2 separate regions of the Homo sapiens genome follow, and region 2 is linked to region 1. Evidence: chromatin contacts called from ENCODE Hi-C or POLR2A ChIA-PET data. All regions are on one chromosome and are shown on one strand. Each heading gives the region's core, a stretch centred on a gene start or an enhancer-like site at or near the end of the contact. The rest is flanking DNA. Distances are from core to core; before and after follow the strand shown. Region 1 overlaps BICC1 (BicC family RNA binding protein 1). Region 2 overlaps BICC1 (BicC family RNA binding protein 1).

Region 1 (4,208 bases), core at 550-3,049:
ATGAGACACTGCAGTGTGTGTCTGGCAGAATATGTCCTCAACAGCACCTACCCTGCTGAAATATGGTTGTTTCCTGTTATGTGTCAGTATAGGAAATAATATAGTTTGCTTTCTATTGTGTGCTAATATGACTTAAATCAGTTCTAAAAAAGTTAGAAATTTTTTTGGAATATCTACGATGAGATATATACCTGTCAGTCCTCCATGAATTTCTCCCAGCTGAGTTAGATAAGGTGGTTATCTGGCCTTTAGAATATTATTATTGCTAATAATTATTACAGTAGCACCAGTTACAACACATAGCTACTCTTTCCCAAGTACCTATAATGTTTTAAGCATCATACTAGGGCACTTGCTACAGAAGAGATCTCTCAATTCTCAGGGAAACCGCGTGGCTTTATTCTTATTTTAGAGAAAGAAAATTGGCTCAAAGACTTTGACTGACTTGGCCAGGTTTGCCTGGCTACCACTCCCTGTGTGCCTGGCCCCGATTCTTCTACCTGAGACCCAGAAGTTGTGTAAGGAAGACAGTTTAGCTCTTTTGAGTCAACTCCCTAAAACAATCGATCCTTTTCTCCTGTTAGTCTGTGCAGCACAGAAACAGAACTCCACCCGTCCCCGTGCCTGGGAAGTCTCTGGTTTTTGTTTAAGGCATGTGTATCCTATACGTGCCTTGTGGCAATTCCACAGCTGGCTCCCTTTAGGCTCCATGGAATTGTACATCTAGGGCCACGTTAGAGTGATCGAAAAAACTAGATAAGGATAAGTATTTTCTTGTTTTAACTTTTTAAATGTTCTTAAGCTTCGAAAATTGAATTGAATTTAATTTGGCCAACGTTGTCAGGAAGGGCAAGCTTATAAAAAGAAAAAAATAACCTTTCATGTAAAGTTATTTGAAATCTCATAATATTTCTACTGTGCCTTTTTGATTAAAAATTTAAGTTAAAAGCAGTGATAGATTTTGCCTATCATTTTGATTTTTTAAGTTTATGTTCAAAAGTATGCCTATATATATTTTAAGTCAGAGCTGGGGTTACTTTTAAATACCGGTTCTTAATAACAATAAAAGGTCATCAAATAGTATTATGTTCACATTCTAAAAGGTTTAGTCTGTGTCTAAACAAAAAAAATTTTCTTTATATGGACAGAAAGAACTCCCCGCCCCACCAATACACACCCTCTTTCTTACACTTTGTAGTACCCTAGGTCAAAGTAGGGAAGCTCATGATATGTTTTAAAGAGGGAAAAGGTGGCCAGGCGCGGTGGCTCACGCCTGTAATCCCAGCACTTTGGGAGACCGAGGTGGGTGGATCACGAGGTCAGGAGATCGAGACCATCCTGACTAACTCGGTGAAACTTTGTCTCTATTAAAAATACAAAAAATTAGCTGGGTGTGGTGGTGGGCGCCTGTAGTCCCAGCTACTCGGGAGGCTGAGGCAGGAGAATGGTGAACCCGGGAGGCGGAGCTTGCAGTGAGCCGAGATCGCGCCACTGCGCTCCAGCCTGGGCGACAGAGCGAGACTCCATCTCAAAAAAAAAAAAAAAAAAAAAAAAAAAAAGAGGGAAAAGGTATGCAATTAGAACCAGATTGGCATTTTGGCAGGTATTTATTTTTCCAGGATGAACGTGCTTTCAAAAATTGCCAGTAGTTGCTAGGCAGACTTCAACAAACACAAAAGACATTTCCCAAGCATCTAACCTGGCTGGTTTCTCCATTTATATTTTGTGATCCTGGCTCGCAGTGTAGTAAACCCTATTACTATTTGAACTCGAAATACAGAATACTTCTGCCAGCAGTCCCATTGGCATTTTGCGGCAGTCATGAAGTTAAATTTTCTTCGCCAGGAGGCCAGTTGACTAACTTTAAACGAAGGCACATTGTCCAAGATTGTGGGCAGATCATTTGAACTGCCTTGAAGTTGAATAGAAACTATATAAAGAAAACAACTCCATCTTGCCAGAAGCAGTTGCCTTTTTATTTGGTGTTCTCCTTTCTGATCACTGAATTTTCCTGCTGAGTTTATGCTTATTGTATCTTTCTCTTTCCTCTGGCAAATGAACAGAACCCTCACATACGCAGTTATGGTCAGTCCTTTACTTAAATAACTTTGCTGGATGAATTTGGAACAATGCCAGAGAAACTGAAGAAACCCTTGTTTTTCTGGAATAGCAATTAGATTTGCAATGCTTTTTTTTTTTTTTCCTGAAGAACTGTTTAACCATAGATCTGTCCATTTCCTTATTTTTTGTTTGTTCATTCGTTTTTGTTTTCCACTACTTGTCCAGGCCAGCTTTTCCTAAGAATAGTATTATGCCATTTACTAATAGATGGGAAATGCAGACTAATTTTGAAGGCTAACAGTTTAAAAGTCAGCATCTTTTAAATGCGTTGATCATATTGGGGCAAAGTGCTAATAAATATAATTTTCCTTCCACATAGAGTAAGCATGCACAGCTGGGATAAGATTGCAAAATATTTATCCTGACTTGTAGTGGTAGTAAATGACCTATTTGTTTGGGCTAAAAGTCTCCATAATATAGTAACAGTTTTACCATATTTTCTAGTAAGTTATGACTATCATATATTCTTTAAAAAAGGTTTTAGGGTCTTGCAGGCTGTCTGCATTGTATTTGGATATTCATTACCTAAAAATGAGGGTATGGATTTCCTTCTGCATGTATAACCTCTTATTACTATTAACCCTTTATATTTAGTCTCATGTGTCTGGAACATTTTGATTGAGACTAGCATGATATCTCTGTGCCTCCTGTATAGAACTTCTTAGGAAACTCATAGCCGAAATGACGGGAGAAACAATTTTATTTTAGGCCATGGAGATTCTTGTGAAAAATGTTAACAAGTAGGTAGTGCTGTAGTTGGGAGATATATGTTCTTTCTTTCTTGCCTGTTCCTGATTTTTTTTAAATTAAATACTACAGTCAATTTTAGGGGGTTGACATGCTAGTTTTAAATACAACAGAAGGTATTTCTTTTCGTAGGTTAATATTCTATTTGGAAACATAGCCTTTTTCCTTCTTTCTCTCTTTCTTTCCTTTCTGTTTTTAAGTAAAAATGGTATATACTTATAGAAAGAAAAAAATTACAGAAAAATCCACAGCAGGAAGTAAAGAACAGCCAAATTCTCTCCCCAAAGATACTGTTATACATTTTGGAAGCATCTTTCTAATCATCTTCCTATGGTAGATATACCTGCATATACCACTTTAATTTAATTGTCATTTACTCTGTAAACTAGTCTGTATTCTGTTTTTTTCTAACCATCAACTTTTCTTGTTCGTAAATACAGATTTACAAAATCCTTTTTAGTTATAGTCTCACATCAAAAAATATCATTGTTTTATTTAGTAAGAAAAGTAGCATTAAACATTCACTATTTGCCTATAGTAACTATTGAAAACAGAATATTCCAAATTTCTACTGTAAGAAATTTAGTTCATAAAACATTGAAAGTGTATTATTTTAGGAAAGAGCATGAATGTCAAAATAACTTCGCTGCTTTGGAGAACCAAAAATCTTTGGCCTTTAGCTTATTTCAGAAGTTTGGAAGAACTTAAAGATAATTCATGAGTTTCAGAAGCATTTTAATACCATAAAATGCTACTTATCTGGAATCCAGAGAAATGAATCATAGTGGTTACAGTATCAAAGAGTGAGTGATTTTTTTCCCCAAGGTGATTTTTCCACACTCCTAAAAACCATCATCTTCACGATAACCTGTGTCTTTTCACTTGTCAGCACATTGAAATATAAGACTTTTCCAAATCCCAGAACCCTCTTTGGCTGCTCATAGCTACTTTTCAATCTTTTTGATGGGGTTTAAAGAGCTACCCTGCACCATTGCAAGAATGTGTGCTTAAGGGATTTGAAGAGGGCTTTCTCAGAAAAAAAAAAAAATGTGTATAATCACGTAAAGGAAGCATGGCTCTGCAAACATGAAACTAGCTGAATTTTTCTCCAGCTTCCTTCAGTGTTTAGCTGTGACCAGAATTACAGAGAAAGTTGATAAGCATGGTCCATCATCTACTGATTTTGTAAGTGTTGTAAACTGTTGGAGAATACACTGCATTAGTAATGCATTTTCCAGAAACCACATATTTTTTTCTACCTTTATGACATGCTAAGTTATTGTCTTAACTTGATCTGGTGGTTTCTTGCCTTACTTTAATTAGAAAAGATTTTCGGAAAT
Region 2 (4,208 bases), core at 527-3,026, 130 kb after region 1:
AGACAGTTTGCAATCTTAATTCTGTGTAATTGGGAAATCATTGAAGGCTTTTGGGGAGAAAGATGGTTTTAAGGAAATGATTTTTTAACAGCTCACCTTTGCTTTTTGATAAAATAGTTTTCTCTCTGTCACTAAAAATGTGTCAGTTTAGATGATAGTTTAGGAGGAATGTTACATAGAAGAAAGCATGCCAGGAGTGGGAAGTTTTTACATCTGTGCTCATTTACTGGCTTGGATCATGGTGTCATCTTCACTGTGACTCCAGTTTCTAGCAGTGTCTGGCCCACAGTAGGCATTCGGTGAGCCTTGGGGAAGGATGTAAAAGACAGATAGAACTTCAAGTTCCATTCCAGGTCTGAAGTTCTTTGATATAATTCCAGAAGTTAACATAGCTTCTAAAACAAGATTTCATACAAAGATCTAATTCTGTAGCCAAAGCATAACAGTTGTAGGATTTAAACTCCAATAAAATACACAAGATTTTTTTTTAAAAAAAGAGCAAGAGTTAAACAACAATTAGATTCAGTTGTGGCTTCTCTCACTTGCCTCTATTGTTACTGTTTTCTCCTGTGTCTCTTATAATAGTAACTGAAAGGAAGTAATGATTATCTCAAATTTGGTGTTGTCCTATTGATTAGCATTCACGTTTTAAATATAATTGCTGACATTATATTAAAAAATATAATTGTTGAAAATTTCTGAACCAAAGATAAATACCAGCTTGTAGTAATGCCAAACCAAAATTGAATCCTTTGAAGGTTTCAAAATCTGTTCCCTGAATGTCTGCAAAATTCCACACTACTTACAGCAGGACTTAGCTTTCTTAGCCTTTCTGAAAATCAGTAGATACACTCAGAAAAGTTTACCAATGCACGTGTACATAGTCTTTGGATGCAGTTATAGGCCGGTTTGTTTACAGGCCCAAGAAGATAATCAATAGACATCCCCACCCCTCAGTTGGAAGCAAATTCAGTGGTTACAGAAATCTCACTTCAATGTATTTGAGGTTTTCGCAAAAAAGATGTGTACTGCATATATCTTTAAAGCAATGTTTTTTGAGATGGAACATACAAATAAATGCCTTTAGAGGTAAAAGTTGTATGGAAGCCAAGAAAATATTAAAGAAATTCAAAAATGCTGCTGATCCACACATATTTCTCAAAGGTCCTATAAGCATTACAACACATTTATCAAAGAACATTTGAAGGTGCCAAGATACTTCCAGTAATAAGCGTGATTATATGATTAAAATGCATTTGCATAGCCTTTGGGGAAATGGAGGAGGGAGACAAGGAGAGAGAAAATAAAGAGGAAACTGCATTAGTGATTCTCTGCCGTTGTTGTGAAGTTGACTTGTAGAAAAACACCAATTTTTCTAAAAAAGTGTATGCTAAGACCTAAGGAATATTATTTTTAACCTATCTAACGTATGGAGTTGACCCCCTAAAAGTTAGTGCTTCTGTGGAGAAAGGAGACCAACACAAATCTTCACCACCCCAACCCCTGCCCACACACTTTCTCGTTAAAAGAAGAAAGGAATTGGTGGAATGGGTGTTGTGTCAGTCTCACTCTGGCAGAAAACAGAGTTAACTCCAAATGGTGTAAGAAACTCTAACAACGGGGCTGTTTACAGTAGACAGGGTTAAGTGAGCAAGCAATGGATATTAATAGATGATGAGGCACAAAAACTGGCAACAGCTGGAAGCCATTATCATCACCTGAGGGCTGATGGGGCAAGGGGAGGACAAGGTATTGTGGGAGCCCAGTGAAAAAGGAAACTGCCAAGAGACTACTCAGTGGAATTGCAGTCATGGAGCCATGCAGCCACTGCCAGGGGTGCTGGTCCAGCTTGCTGGGCACGAAGCAGGGCAGAGCCAAAGACAGAATAGCCCCAGGGCAGGGGCAAATGGCGCATAACCAGGTACCGTTCTCAACTCTTTGACTTCTCTGCTGAGAAGACAAAACATCTTTTAAGTTGCCATCCTGGTGAAACTATTTGTTACGAGGGTACTGTTCTGTGAGGTTTTTATTGCTTAACGTTAATAGGCGGCTTAATCACACCCTGAGAATAATACCCAAATATTGCTTTTCTAAATGTCCTTGTTTGGGAGACATTGGAAAATTCTTTAAAGAAAGAGCAGTATACCCCCACTACCCAGATTGTCCTTTTTTTCCATTTATTCCAGAAACCTTTACTGCAGGAAAAGAGAGATGTTGCCATAAATGTTTGAAAGAATTCCTTGTGTAGTTAGTGGTGGCCATAAACATATGGCCTTCACTAACTATTTGCCCTCTGTTCCAACCTTGTCTTTCCATGACAGTTAACCCCATCATTACGTATTCCTGCTCCAGTTTCACTGGGGAATTCTGTATTCAGAGCCAAAGTATGTCAGTAAAATATTAAAAGTAACAGCACAACAAATAAAAAGAGATAAAGTTGAGAAACTGCATGGCAAAAAGCCTGTCACAGAGTTGTAGAGAAGAAAGAAGGAACTTTTTTTTAGCTAATTGAGAAAGCATTGTTGTCATTATTGCTAACATTTAAAGTTCTCAATTTTTAAGGGAATTCTTGAAACATTGTACTGGGGAAAACAGGAAGTTCTGACTTGAATACATTTTTTAAAGTAAAGGATGTAATTTGAGTGAATTGATCTCAGACTTTACAGATGATCTTTTAAGATATGAGTATTTTTTGTGCATTATAAAAGTATAGTTGTTCATAATGGAAAATACAGAAGCGCTTAGAGCATAAAATAAAATAGAAATTACCTGTGACTCTGTTGCTTAGAAGTAATCACTATTAATTTGGTTTTCTTCTCTTCTTAATATATGTGTATTCTTAAAATTATGATATTGTGATCCTTCATTGATATTTCCAAATGACTTTCCAGATTTTCTCCACTGGTTTTTATTTCCACCAAAAGTATGGGAATTTAACTGTATCCTTCTTGGGCTTGAAATTTTGAAGACCTTTGCCGATTTTATTTTAAAAAGTGATTAGTAAGGTTGAACTTTATTCATAGTTATATATTTATCATTTTGTATTGAATTATTTATCCATGTCTTTTGCCCATTTCCTTAAGGGACAATTAGTATTTTTTAAAATTATTTTTAGGAGCTCTTTGTATGGGAAGAAATTTCAGAAGATCATCTTTCTTGTTAGAAAGGATAGGACTAATTGGTCACCCTTATCAGGTGATTATTTGATGCAATTTTTGATGCCTTCTTGCTTTTAGAAAAAACAGTTTTAAAGGACTAAGCTCAAAATTTTTGTTATTTAAGATATTTAAGGGCTGGGTGCGGTGGCTCATGCCTGTAATCCGAGCACTTTGGGAAGCCAAGCTGGGAGGATCACTTAAGGCCAGGAGTTCGAGACCAGCCTGGCCAACATGGAGAAACTGCATCTCTACTAAAAAATACAAATATTAGCTGGGCATGGTGGCGTGCACCTGTAGACCCAGCAACATGGGAGGCTGAGGCAGGAGATTCACTTGAATCTGGGAGGTGGAAGTTGCAGTGAGCTGAGATCGTGCCACTGCACTCCAGCCTGGGTGACAGAGCGAGACTCTGTCTCAAAAAAAAACAAAAAACAAAAAACAAAAAAAAACAAACAAAAAAAAACATTTAAGCAGGAACTTTGCCTTTGAATAAGTGCTTGATGAATTCTGACTTAGAAATTGTTAGCTCTTAGGTAACTTTTAAGATATTATTCTTAAGAAAAATAAAGGATTGTTTTGAAGTTATTTGACAATTAAAACTTTATTCCCATCTCCTCGCCCAAAGATATAAATCTCTTAGGACTGAGAGATTAGGATCCTTCATTTCTACTTTATGAGAAAAACAAATAATACACAGTTGGGGTGAGGAATAATGCACAGTTGGGGAGAGGAATAGGCATATTGTGCCAGTATATGTGGCTTCATGAAAAAACTATTAACAGCTGTTGTTAAGCTAGTCTGTAGAAAGTAGAGTGAGAAGAAGGCAGATAGGCATTTTGCAAGTGATAATTTTCTTTAAGGACCACTTACCTAATATTAGGCCTTTTTAATTTTTGTGAATATTACCAACTTTGAGATCACGAACAAGCTTGAAACACAGTCTTTAGCACACAGAGTCAATTGAACCTATAATTAGCTGCTCTTTAGTGTAACATATAAAAGTTATATGTAACAAGTGTAACATACAAAACAAAGATGAGAAATGTAAAG

The links. Hi-C counts contacts between places; a loop is a spot of excess contacts on that map. ChIA-PET counts read pairs that join two places held with the same protein, here RNA polymerase II (POLR2A).
Region 2: a map of MCF 10A shows a loop between it and region 1 (4-fold over the local background). The contact joins two enhancer-like sites. A Hi-C loop is called at or near these places in 4 of 168 maps with a recorded cell type or tissue (Caco-2, MCF 10A, heart left ventricle and 1 more). POLR2A ChIA-PET finds 5 or more read pairs at or near these places in 2 of 52 experiments (Caco-2 and OCI-LY7).

What each region holds. Positions count from the first base shown.
Region 1 is chr10:58,643,877-58,648,084 of GRCh38, forward strand. All of the region lies in intron 2 of BICC1 (BicC family RNA binding protein 1), which reads left to right. Among named protein-coding and RNA genes, the nearest start is that of BICC1, 130 kb to the left of the region's middle. Within about 2 kb of position 1,800, at least 2 of the 41 ENCODE cell types and tissues checked have a DNase peak (open chromatin) inside an H3K27ac peak, as active enhancers do.
Region 2 is chr10:58,771,800-58,776,007 of GRCh38, forward strand. All of the region lies in intron 3 of BICC1 (BicC family RNA binding protein 1), which reads left to right. Among named protein-coding and RNA genes, the nearest start is that of LINC00844, 230 kb to the right of the region's middle. Within about 2 kb of position 1,777, at least 2 of the 41 ENCODE cell types and tissues checked have a DNase peak (open chromatin) inside an H3K27ac peak, as active enhancers do.